Linked DNA regions of Homo sapiens: regions 1 and 3 are each linked to region 2. A link is a contact called in ENCODE Hi-C or POLR2A ChIA-PET data. All regions are on one chromosome and are shown on one strand. Each heading gives the region's core, a stretch centred on a gene start or an enhancer-like site at or near the end of the contact. The rest is flanking DNA. Distances are from core to core; before and after follow the strand shown. Region 1 has its middle 79 kb from the start of ZPLD1. Region 2 overlaps NXPE3 (neurexophilin and PC-esterase domain family member 3). Region 3 overlaps ZPLD1 (zona pellucida like domain containing 1).

The links. Hi-C counts contacts between places; a loop is a spot of excess contacts on that map. ChIA-PET counts read pairs that join two places held with the same protein, here RNA polymerase II (POLR2A). Pooled maps may share reads with other maps.
Region 1: a loop to region 2 is called in a map with no recorded cell type, with 3 times the contacts of the local background. The contact joins two enhancer-like sites. A Hi-C loop is called at or near these places in 3 of 37 single-sample maps with no recorded cell type and 1 of 50 pooled maps.
Region 3: a pooled map shows a loop between it and region 2 (4-fold over the local background). The contact joins two enhancer-like sites. A Hi-C loop is called at or near these places in 1 of 168 maps with a recorded cell type or tissue (PC-3) and 2 of 50 pooled maps. POLR2A ChIA-PET finds 5 or more read pairs at or near these places in 1 of 52 experiments (activated naive CD4-positive, alpha-beta T cell).

What each region holds. Positions count from the first base shown.
Region 1 is chr3:102,353,616-102,357,448 of GRCh38, reverse strand. No RefSeq gene overlaps it. Among named protein-coding and RNA genes, the nearest start is that of ZPLD1, 79 kb to the left of the region's middle. Within about 2 kb of position 2,133, at least 3 of the 41 ENCODE cell types and tissues checked have a DNase peak (open chromatin) inside an H3K27ac peak, as active enhancers do.
Region 2 is chr3:101,806,813-101,810,802 of GRCh38, reverse strand. NXPE3 (neurexophilin and PC-esterase domain family member 3) reads right to left here. Exons shown (of 8, transcript NM_145037.4): 6 at 3,677-3,750. Among named protein-coding and RNA genes, the nearest start is that of NXPE3, 30 kb to the right of the region's middle. Within about 2 kb of position 1,427, at least 5 of the 41 ENCODE cell types and tissues checked have a DNase peak (open chromatin) inside an H3K27ac peak, as active enhancers do; they include PC-3, where a contact is called at or near this core.
Region 3 is chr3:102,458,281-102,462,287 of GRCh38, reverse strand. ZPLD1 (zona pellucida like domain containing 1) reads right to left here. Exons shown (of 12, transcript NM_001329788.2): 7 at 1-7. Among named protein-coding and RNA genes, the nearest start is that of ZPLD1, 25 kb to the right of the region's middle. Within about 2 kb of position 1,532, at least 2 of the 41 ENCODE cell types and tissues checked have a DNase peak (open chromatin) inside an H3K27ac peak, as active enhancers do; they include PC-3, where a contact is called at or near this core.

The sequences.
Region 1 (3,833 bases), core at 884-3,383, 550 kb before region 2:
ATGATAGTAAGAGACAGTAAATGACACTTTACAAACGGAATGCGATGATAGTAAGAGACAGTAAATGACACTTTACAAACGGAATGCGATGATAGTAAGAGACAGTAAATGACACTTTACAAACGGAATGCGATGATAGTAAGAGACAGTAAATGACACTTTACTTTCTCACTTTGTCCCACGGTTCTCGGCAACACCATCAAATAGACTTTACTGAAAAGTTTGGGTAATTCAAGGGAAATAGCACATAGAATGTGAAAAGTTAAATTATGTCACAAATAAAACATTTTCAATAATCAAGAGAGAAACACAAAACAAGTTTGCTTTAATGCCACCTCTTTTTGGCTTCCCAGACATCAGATTTCTCTATTTTATAAAAACCCACCTTCTTTTACCCCCATTTGCCTTTAGGAAAATACTACTAACTACCCCAAGGATTCTTCTCAACAAAAATCACCTATGTGCCTCCAGCAAGAAAGTCTCTCCCTTAAGAGTCATTAATTCTGGAACAATATCCTGAGGGCCTTCAAAGGGTCAATCAGTGATGACTCATAACATTCAAAGTTTTATACCATAAATCTATATAAGATAGAGCCCTCATGGGCCACTCTTTTTACAATCTCCTCATCAGCTGCATGCATAACTATATATGCTCTCAATTGTATCAATCAGGGTAGGTCATGAAAAGGAAAGCCATTGAGATGAATAAGAAGATTACCATCAGAATGGCTGGAGAGTAAAGATAAGAAAGGCCACTGCTAGCTTTCAGGAGTCAGAATGCATGGATCACAGGAAAGCCCCCGTGAAGGATCTCAGCAGCCCACACCATTAAAGTAGCCGATTCTCAAGAAGTGGCCTAGAATGAGACAAAATTTATATCATATCTACCTCTGATGATAACCACACACCTGTCCATAGTCACCACTAAAGAATAATAGCTTCTTCTTTTCTTCCACTTTCCAAGAATTACACAAATGTCTCTTATTGGCAGAATTTAATCAGAGGCCTGCTGAGAAGAGCCTAGAAAAGTAGTTGTAGAGATAGCTTAGACAGACTGGGATGATCCTCAGTATCATTCAGTCCTAACCTTTGGATACTCACCATCCATACATACCTGTTTACCAATATCTAAGTTTTGAAACAACAAAATTAAAAAACAATAGTATGCTTTCACCTAACTTGGTGAATGTATTCCTTACACAAATAAAAGCAGGTTCATCCTTTCACCTAAAGGAGAAGACATTTGCCTCTCGAGTCCCATAATTCACTGTATCCAACTCTGTTGATGTTCATGTCTATTCTCAAAGTATCCTTTGTTATTTAATATTGTACATACTGAATTATAAGATATTAAGGACTGAATTATGTCCTCCCAAAATTGATGTGTTGAAACCCTATCCCCAGTGTGACTGAATTTGGAGATATGGCCTTTAAGGAAGTAATTAGGGTTAAATGAGGTTAGAGGAGTGGGGCCCTAATCCAATAGGACTGATGTCCTTAGAGGAAGAGGAAGAGACACCAGGGGTGCATGCACACAGAGAAAAGCACATGTGAGGATGAAGTGAGAAGATACCCATCTGCAAGCCAAGGAGAGAGGCCTCGGGAAAATCCAAGCCTGATGGCACCTTGCTTTTGAACTCTTAGACTTCAGAACTGTGAGATAAAATCTTCTGTTGTTTGAGCCACCAGTCTGTGCTATTTTGCTATGGCAGCCCTACTAGACAAAGGGCTAGCCACCAGTCACATAACTTACATAAAATAGCAAAAAAAATGGGGTAGGAGAAATGATTAACACATTCTTTAGTATATAATAAACAAAGAAAAAAATATGCAGTTATCACCATCCTCATTTCTGTAACTGGTCATTTATTTTTTCCACAACTCATTCCATGTGCTTATCTCTGCCACATGTTTTGATTCCTGCATGGTCTGAGCCATGTGTGGCCTTGACTTCAATTGCTATTATCATCCATTAACTTTTACCACTGGTCATGGAAGTACCAAGAGATACCTTTAAAAATCTCCTGAGTTCTACATACTCTTTCTTACTTTGTAGTAGAAACCCTGTTTCCCTCTGATAACCAGGATGAGTCATCACAGTCAGGAAAGCAACTTTCTTATTTGCTTGTTGATTCAATGGCCTGAGAAGGCTGAAGTAACCATGTAGCAATCTCAACTGCCAGTTAAATGGAGCCCTGCTTAGTCTCCCAGTGTGATTATTCTCTTTTTAAGAAATAATAGTTTTTTAACCAGAGAACCAAAACATGCAGAAGGAGAAAGTATAAATTTTGTGAGAGGACTATTTTGGGTAAGAGTGAATAAATCCACTCTATTTCAATCCCTTGGATCCTGGACTCAAGCATTCTTTGTATTGAAGAAATAACATCATATTAGTCACTGGTTCACAGCTTATATTGCATTGCATATGACAGCTCCTCAAATTCCTAAGTGTTGTAATCCAGGGCAGCTTTGTAACTATGAATCTAATAGGCCATTCCACTGTTCTGTCAGGCCATCTGTGTTTTGCAGTGAAGGAATATCATATAAAACCAGCATCTCCTTCTCCTGACTCCCACATGGATTTAAGCCCATTACCTCTGCTATTTTATTGTACAATATCTTTCTTGGTCAAAAGCAAGATTCTGTGTGATACCTTGAGGCATTCAATTAATCATAGATGATAGTATTAGAAGAAGCATTGAAGGCAAGAAAGGCAGAGTGAGTGCCTTTTCCTATGAAGACAAATTGCTGCCCCCTCCATGATGGAAGAGATCCAATGTGATCAATGCACCACCAGGTGGTTGGCTGGTCCCCCAGACAGTGGTGTATTATCAGGGGCTCAAAAGTAGACACTGTTATTGGTAGATTAGTTACTCAGTGGTGATGACAGACAGTTCAGTCTTGGTAAAGTAAGCCCCTAATTTTGAGTCCATACATATCCACCTCCATCCCTGAAGCCATAGCCACTGTGTTCATTAGCCCATTAAAGCAAGCACAGGAATGGCTGACTGACATCCATGGAATAGGTCATCTTGTCTACTTCATTATCAAAAACCTTACTCAAATGGCTTCCCTTTGAGTATTGAGTATTTGAATATTGTGATTTAAATATTCTCTATGTCCCCATTGCAAGAGTCCTATCCACAGAAGTCTTCCCTAGATTGCTTTTCAGCAATCCATCAAGCTTGTGATTTCTAAGTTCCTTCTAAACAAACTGTTAGCTTGCTGCCCTGTGATTACTTTAGATACATACCTTTGCTACCTCTCTTTTCAGGCAAGTAAACAAAGTATTCAGAGCTCTGCCCACAGTATTCAGGGCACATTAGTGCTAGAGCAGCTGACCTTTTACTTGCATCACCATATGATGCAGTAGTATCTATAAATAAGGCTAAATAGTCCTTCTTCCTCTGTCAATTAGTCATAGGGAATGTCCCATAAGGCTATAGGTATGGGTAAAGAGATAGGCAGACGTGTAGCAAGAGTAAGGTGTGGAGCATCTGATCTACTGGTTCATGCCACTCACATGTGTTTTTCAGGACATACTTGTGCCTATTTTTATATACCCACTTCTACATGCTGAGGCATGCTATTGCCCAAGCCAAATTCATGACTTTGGTAGTCATATAACACATAGTTCATTATGGGAAGATTATGTCCCATAGTCTTCTTAAGAGAAGAATAATTAGAAGAAACAAGCATGCAAAGGCTTTTCTCAAAGCCTTCCCTCCACGTAATCCTTTTCATTCAGCTGCCCAAAGAGTGACAGGGTGACAATATGGAAGATTACCTGAGATGTTTTAGGGCAGGGGGACCTGCAAGTGGCATTTAAGACC
Region 2 (3,990 bases), core at 178-2,677:
GTTGCTGCCAGAATTCAGTTACTTGTGGTTGTAAGACTGAGTTTCCCATTTCCTTGATGGTTATCAGCCAGGAGATGCTCTCCAGCTACTAGAAGTTGCCTATATTCCTAGCCATGTGGCCCCCTTCATCTTTAAAACCAACAACAAAGAATCTCCCTCACATGGAATCCTTCTTACACTTTGAATTTCTTCAGGAAGAACATGGCCCCTGTTAAGGGCTTATCTGATCTAAGGTCAGGTCTACCTAGGATAATGCCACTCTCTTAAAGTCAACTTTGTCATATAACATAATCAAATCATAGGAATTATATACCATCATATTTACATGTCGCTGCCACAACTCAAGGGGAAGGAGATTATGTAAGAGCATAGATCACTGGAAGTCATCTTAGTATTCAACCTGCCATAGCTACAAAGATACACACAAATGTAAAACTTCATTGTTCTTATCTATACTGTTGCTATTAGATCAAGTCTTATTCTAAACTCTCAGTAAGTTCCCCCAAAAAATATAACCTCAAGTTGTTGATGAGGTCAGAATCTGTCAAGGTCCCTGAGCCACTCAGCTGTGATAATCTGGGGACTACATTACAGGTACTAATGAAAACTCAGCAGTAATTCTGGCACTGGGAAAACCTGACATAAACCAGATGCTTGCTCTTAAAAAGGTAGTCAGCTAGAACTAAAAACTGTTTTTCCTTGCTTTTGACTGGAATTATGCCCACAAGTAGCAGTAGCACTGCCAATCTCAGGCAATCTAAATATGAATCTTAACAATAGTTTTACCTTGTAAGAATATTAATTAGCTAATACATAAATACAATTTCACAGGGAAAAAACTTCAAAATATAGGATTCATAAGTGAAATAAAAGTAGAAATACTGTAAACCCCTTCTAAGGCTAAGGCAAAGAAAATACAAGACAAGCCTCAAATATCTTGTGGTGCCAGAAACTAAGGAAGTGCTCAAAACAAACAAAAGGATGACAGCACACAGGATGACAAAAGGGCACAAAGAAGCCAAACTGAAAGTGTTCCCCAACTGCCAAAACTGGAACAATTTGAGCAAAAATAAAAGCAAATAAAATAATGATTGAATTGGATTGGATTATAATTTTTTTTCCTTCATTCCAAGGAATGAAATTTTCATGAGTCTACACTGATATAAATACTTAAAATGAAGAAGGGACAACTCTTCTTTGCAAAAGAATTCCAACTAATAAATGTTGAAAGAATGAGAGACATTAAAAGTCACAATTAGAATTCCACAGAAATCATTGCCACAGGCAAGATCTGATGAACCTTGATGAATGCTAAAATTAGTTGGTGAAAGTTTAAGCAGAAACAGAATGTTTGCATAGAATGAAGCAAAAGAAGGAAAAAAAATTATGAGCCCTTGATTTAGGGTCTTTGAATGCCCCCTGCTGGTCCACAGAGTGAAATTCAATGAAGTTCTGCCAAGCTGGGTTCCTTCCATAGTCCATAAATCAATTGCCCTTCTCTTTTCTTTCCAGTTATATACCTGTTACAACAAGATGGTTTTCCTATTCAAAACCAGGATATTCTGCTCCTACTAATTCATAGTTACTTTCTTCCTCTAAAAATATATCAAAAGGCTCACTAATTACCAAATCTATCTTCCCTCTAACCAGAAGAGTACATCATAAACCCACAGCCACTTCCTGGCTAATCCTCAAGACTTGTCAGGTACAGGTAAACTTTCCAAAGTTCCTCCCACTGACCATCCCTGGGACACCTAGGGACATCACAATAAGGGCAAGCCAGTCGAGTCTGTGAGAAGAAGGACAGATCCAGTAGTGGGAGACAGGGCCTCCTGAAGATGTCGGACATGGAGAGTGTTTAGAGCGCAGTACTACTGAAGGACACCTTGTCTACTGACATCTTGACCTCAGGGTTGAGGCCCAAACAGATAAAAGATAAATGTCTCATATATATATATATATATATATATATATATATATATATCCTCTAAAATTAGTAATTCATTTGGTTCAAGTAAATCAAAAACAGCTCTTCATCAGGAAAAGACTGGGAATTCTTGTGGCATATGATACTAGAGACAAGAGATATAAACTGGCAGTGCCCTGGCTGCATATGGGCCAAACAGATTTTATTTAGCCCATACAATATTTTCAAAGTCTTGAATTGGATGTCAATGTTCTAAAATATGGAGATATCACAGTTAAAAAATCAAAGTTTCTGGTTTCTCTTGGAAAAACAAATCTACGGAGCTGGGCATACAGGGTTTGTTTCTACATGGTAACAAAGCAGCAGAAACTGAAAAGAGGCTGCCCCTTGAGATGGTCCTTGCTCTTCAGTTCCTTCCCCACCACTCATACAAGGCTTGTGGCTAATATCCACTCTGCTTGATCCACAGGTATTAAATATCAAGCCCCTGCAGCAAAAGGGTTTGCCAACATCTGCAGAGTGCAGTACTATTAGTTAATATACTTTTAAAAGCTAGAAGGACCTTGCCCGCCATCTGCATAAGCCTCACTAGTAACATTCATCCCTTCTTTCTAAAAATCACGATAGCTAATTATATCTATTCTGCAAAATTTACATTTACTGCTCTGAATTTTGTTCTTTTACTATTAATATTCTACACCAATAAATCAGAGTCACCCGAAAAGTTTGTTAAAACTTTCTTGCTCAGCCCCACCAGCCAGGGTTTCTGTTTCAGTCATCTGAGATAGGACCTGAGAATTTGCAATTCTATCAGGTTGCCTGGTAATGCTGATGCCACTGATCCACAGACCACACTTTGAGAAGAGCTGCTATTCTCCAACCCAATGTTATTTTAAACATTTCCATGATAATTTTACCCATATCTCTAGAGCAGCAATGTCCAACACAACTTTTTGTGATGATTTAAACATTTCCATGATAATTTTACCCATATCTCTAGAGCAGCAATGTCCAACACAACTTTTTGAGATGATGGATAAATTCTACATAAAATGCTGTCTACATATAGTTATTGGGCATGTGTGATTAAATAACTAGATTTTGAATTTTATTTAATCTTAATTGATTTAAATTTGAATCACTACAAGTGACTAGTTGCTATCATATTGGACAAGGTTGTTCAAAAGACTCTTGAGGAGCCAAACAGAAGAGGGCTGGCAAGAGAAGAAAACTTTTACATGAGCTTAAATAGCAAAACTCGGCCGTGCACATGTCTGTAATCCCAGCACTTTGGGAGGCCAAGGTGGGAGGATTGCTTGAGCTCAAGAATTCAAGACCATCCTGGGCAACATGGCAAAAATTTGTCTCTGCAAAAAAAAAATGCAAAAATCAGCCAGGTGTGGTGGTGTGTGCCTGTAGTCCCAGCTACTCGGGAGGCTGAGATGGGAGGATCAATTGAGCCTAGGAGATCAAGGCTGCAGTGAGTAAAGATTGCGCCACTGCACTCCAGCCTAGGTAACAGAGCAAGACCCTGTCTCAAAAAAATAAAAATAAAATAACAATAAATAGCAAAACTCAGAATTATGCACATAAGATCTGATTTTTTTAATCAAACAGTACTTTTAATATTTTCAATTGTGCCCAGAAGTAACTATGGCATATAAGTTTTTGCAACATAAATGAAACGACAGAGCCTCAACCCAGTTAGTAAGAAAAACAACAAATCATCAAGCTTATTCTTTTTTTTACCTTTTATTCTCCTGGGAATCACAGTTACCCAATCAGGTCCACTGGAGTTGACTGGCATTTTGATATTGACACCACTTTAAGAGGAATAAAAAAGCACAAGCTCAGGTTCAGGAACATTTATTTTCAGATATATGTCTTTATTGGCAAATGATAAAATGACTAATTTCACGGAGCCTTATTATGATGAAATATACTTATGAATGTTAACCAACACAAAATAATAAACTGGGTCTCTTGTAGTAAGCAGGTTTTATGTACATAAAAACTGAAAAGAAATTAAATTGATTCTTAAATTTCACTCCACTGTATACTGC
Region 3 (4,007 bases), core at 283-2,782, 650 kb before region 2:
TTGAATCCTAATGATGAAACAATAAAAAATCTATTATTACCTCCCCAACAACAGCACACTTACTACTTAAAACAACAATATTAGAGAGAGAAAAAAGAAAGTAAATCAACATAAACCTACAGAATCAATCCAAAAAGGATTTACGTGACCCTCTGGTTTCTTGGCAGAACTGTTATTAAGCCATATCCATGTAACAAATTGATTCCATGTGTGAATCTTTTTGTTTCCATAGTTTACCATATATGGTGGCTAATGTTCACTGTATCTAAATTATATTCAGTGGTCACTAGTTAATATTCAGTTTGGTTAATATTCAATGGTCAATATTTAGTTTACTTAAATTAATGTTCCATTTATTTGATTATATTAGAGACTAATATTGAGTTTATTTAAATTATATCTGTTTAAATTTAAGCCCTTTACTGTAGGCACTGTAGTTCTTATACTTCTGATAATATTTTATTTACCAAAAATCACTTACCTGGCAAATTGAAATTGTTAAAGTTTAATTGAAAACCAAAGTAAGACCATTTTAAAGTCACAGAAGAATAGAAATTTTCTTCTAGGGAGAATAGAAGAAACTACAGGAGAACCAAATTTCTAGAATGTATCAATATCTTCAAGATGCAAGCTTTAAATAATAATACACAGAAAACCAAAATGAGACATTTACTCATTACATTTTTTATAGGGCAAGATTCAGCTTTTGAGACAAACACAGACTCCAAGCTGCTAAAATACATGCCATATGGTTCCTGCACAAATTCTTTAGAGGTCACTTATAGAAGGGTATCTCAGGACTTCATTTTTACTTTTCTACCCTTATTTTGGACCAGTTCTAGAGAGCTTATTTGTATCATTCTCAAATCCACAGTAGATTAAAGCATCGGATTAGAAATTAAGAAGTAGCAGGTATAATTTGATAATGAAGAAAACCAGAAAAAATAGAGTGCAAAAAACAAACCAAAAAAACCCTCCAAATTTAAGCAGTCACATCATTTAACAGAGGCCAATTGTTTCCCTAAACTTAGTAATTCTGAAGACATTGCTGTTTGGCAGAAAAGTTTTAATGTTCATTATAAAATCTTAAAATCATTGGGAAAGACAACATATCAACCATAATATCTTTAGAAGGCTTGGAAGAAAGCAAAATATTTTGAATTTTATAATTTAAGACAGTAATAGTTGGGATGCTTCATTTTTGGAAAAAAAGTTAATACGAAACATTTTATTGCCAAATAAAGCCAAATATATAAGAGATATACTTAAAAACTGATACTCTTCAGTCTTTTGTTTTCTATATTTTGGTGATAAATGATTAGCTCCTCTAACCATGTCTGATAGGTAGTATTTTTATGTGATTATCTTTCAGGCTCCCTTTTCCAACTTCTCCAAATAATCTACACTTCATTAACTATACAGCCCTTTCATCTTATATTTGCATCATTATTGTGCAGAAGAATGCTTACTTTCTTTACAACATTATATTGCTGAGTCATTTTGCAAATGACATATGATCCACCTGTGATTTAATTATGAATCATCAATTTTTTCCTACTGGAATTGCTTCTAAGAGGTAATTTTCTGACTTTAATTTGTATGGTGGCTTTTACTCATTAGTAATATATTGTCCCTAAAATCAATTATATCCATTTTAATTTTTCTCCAACATTTAAAAAATGTTCATAATTATAATAACCTTATTTAATATTTGCTGACTCTCCACACTCTCAGAAGAATCTAACATTTAGGTAGAATTCCAATACACAAAGGCATCCTTACTTTCCATTTCCACAATGAACAAAACTGACATATTTATATTGCACAAAATAAAGCCACAGTTCAACTGGTAATCTGCATATATGAAAATCACATAGCTGATAGAAGTCATTGGTTTTCTAAATATAATTTCCCCTCAGTATACTTACTGAATCCCAGAGCACATAAAAATAAACTATTGTGCTACATCGAACTGAGTGCAACTTTTCCTCTCCAAATAACAAATCAGAAAATGAAAGTAGTTGGGATGTAATATAAAATTTCATTATCCTCAAGGGTTAGAAATAAAAAACATTCCATGTGAAATAGGAATTAATGGCTTCAAAAGATTATAATATTTTATTTGGAATGCTACAATAAAATTACATCTGGCTAGCTACATGTTAATATTTCAAAAATAATAAGTATGATTTTGGATCAACTAATGAAAGTATATCAAAATTTTTTCTAGGGTAAATTACTAATTTTTAAAAATCCTGTAAAATGGCAAAATACTATGATGACACTGTGTTAAAAAATTTTTAGTTTGAGGCATTGAAACTCTTCTGTATTATACAGCAATGATGAGCAAATGCCACTTTATATTTGTCAAAACCCATAGAATGTACAAGAGGAAGAGTAACCTAAACATAAAAGAAATGTCAACTATGGACTTTGGTTAATAATGTATCAATATTGGTTTATTAATTGTAACAAATGTTTCACACTAACACAAGATGTAAATAATAGAAAAAAATATGTGCAAGGGGAGGGGGTATATGTGGGAACTCTGTACTTTCTAATCAACTTTTCTGCCAAACTAAAACTGCTCTATAACTGATTTAAAAAGAGAAGTATTTTGGCACCATCTATTTCACTTGTAGTCTAATATCAAAAAATTGGTTATCGTATAATTAAAATATTAAGGTTATCATCTAATTATAGGCTTTTTTAAGCATTACAATTTCAGAGATTCTTTTAAGGATTATACCTTGTTAGCAACAGAACTACAGTACCATCTCTTAATGATAAAAGAAAGACCTTAATAACAAAGCCTTCCTGAAATCCACACTTCAAAATTTTGATTTTCTGCTATTTCAGTGAGAGAATAGTTTAATTTCACAGAAAATAATAGTATCATTACATGTCATATGGATCATATTTTTCAGTTTTTTAGAATCAGGAATTCTCATCTTTGTCTCACTCAATTAGAACAAATAATATTAAATCCAACTAGTAATCTCAACTCAAGCTCAGACAGCTTATGCATATAAATTAACAGACGGGAATTTTCCAGTTTAAAGTTATATAAATATTGTTAACAACAATAGTAAATATCTGACCATATCAAAAGTGAATACTGGCACACGCTTGCTGAGTATTGTAGAACCAAGTATCTTGGCAGCTTCCTTTTTTTTTTTTTTTTTTTTTTTTTTTTTTGAGACGGAGTCTCGCTCTGTCTCCCAGGCTGGAGTGCAGTGGTGCTATCTCGGCTCCCTGCAACCTCCGCCTCCCGGGTTCACGCCATTCTCCTGCCTCAGCCTCCCGAGTAGCTGGGACTACAGGTGCCCGCCACCACGCCCGGCTAATTTTTTGTATTTTTTAGTAGAGACAGGGTTTCACCGTGTTAGCCAGGATGGTCTCGATCTCCTGACCTCGTGATCCACCCGCCTCGGCCTCCCAAAGTGCTGGGATTACAGGCGTGAGCCACAGCACCCGGCCGACAGCTTCTCTTTGCAGAAGAAAGTTTAGAAACGACAGAAAGGCAATCTTGATTCTAACACATTTTAATTTGTTGTTTAGAACTCTGTGGTGTCAGACTACAAACTTATAAACATGATTTTTTTAAATGCCTTTGGAAAATGTCCTACTACAATATTTATAGCTCATTATATTCAAAGTATAAAGCACTGACTTTTAAATCAGTTGCATGAATTATAACTCAGTGCCATGATGACATGAATAATAATGCAAAAATCCGATTCATAATTTACAGAAATGTTGGTTGATAGATTGAAAAATTGATATTTAAATCAGGCATTTAAAATGTATGAATAAAAATTTTTAATCAACATCAAAATATCATTTGGGGGATTAATGTCAGAGGTATAAATAGAAATCCATGTATTTTTCACGTTTTGCTGCCAATGTCGATATTTACATGACAAAAATTTAGATAATGCTATGTAGTCAATCCAAATTATTTCAGATGTGACAGAATTGTCATCAGCCAAAACCCATATTGAAAA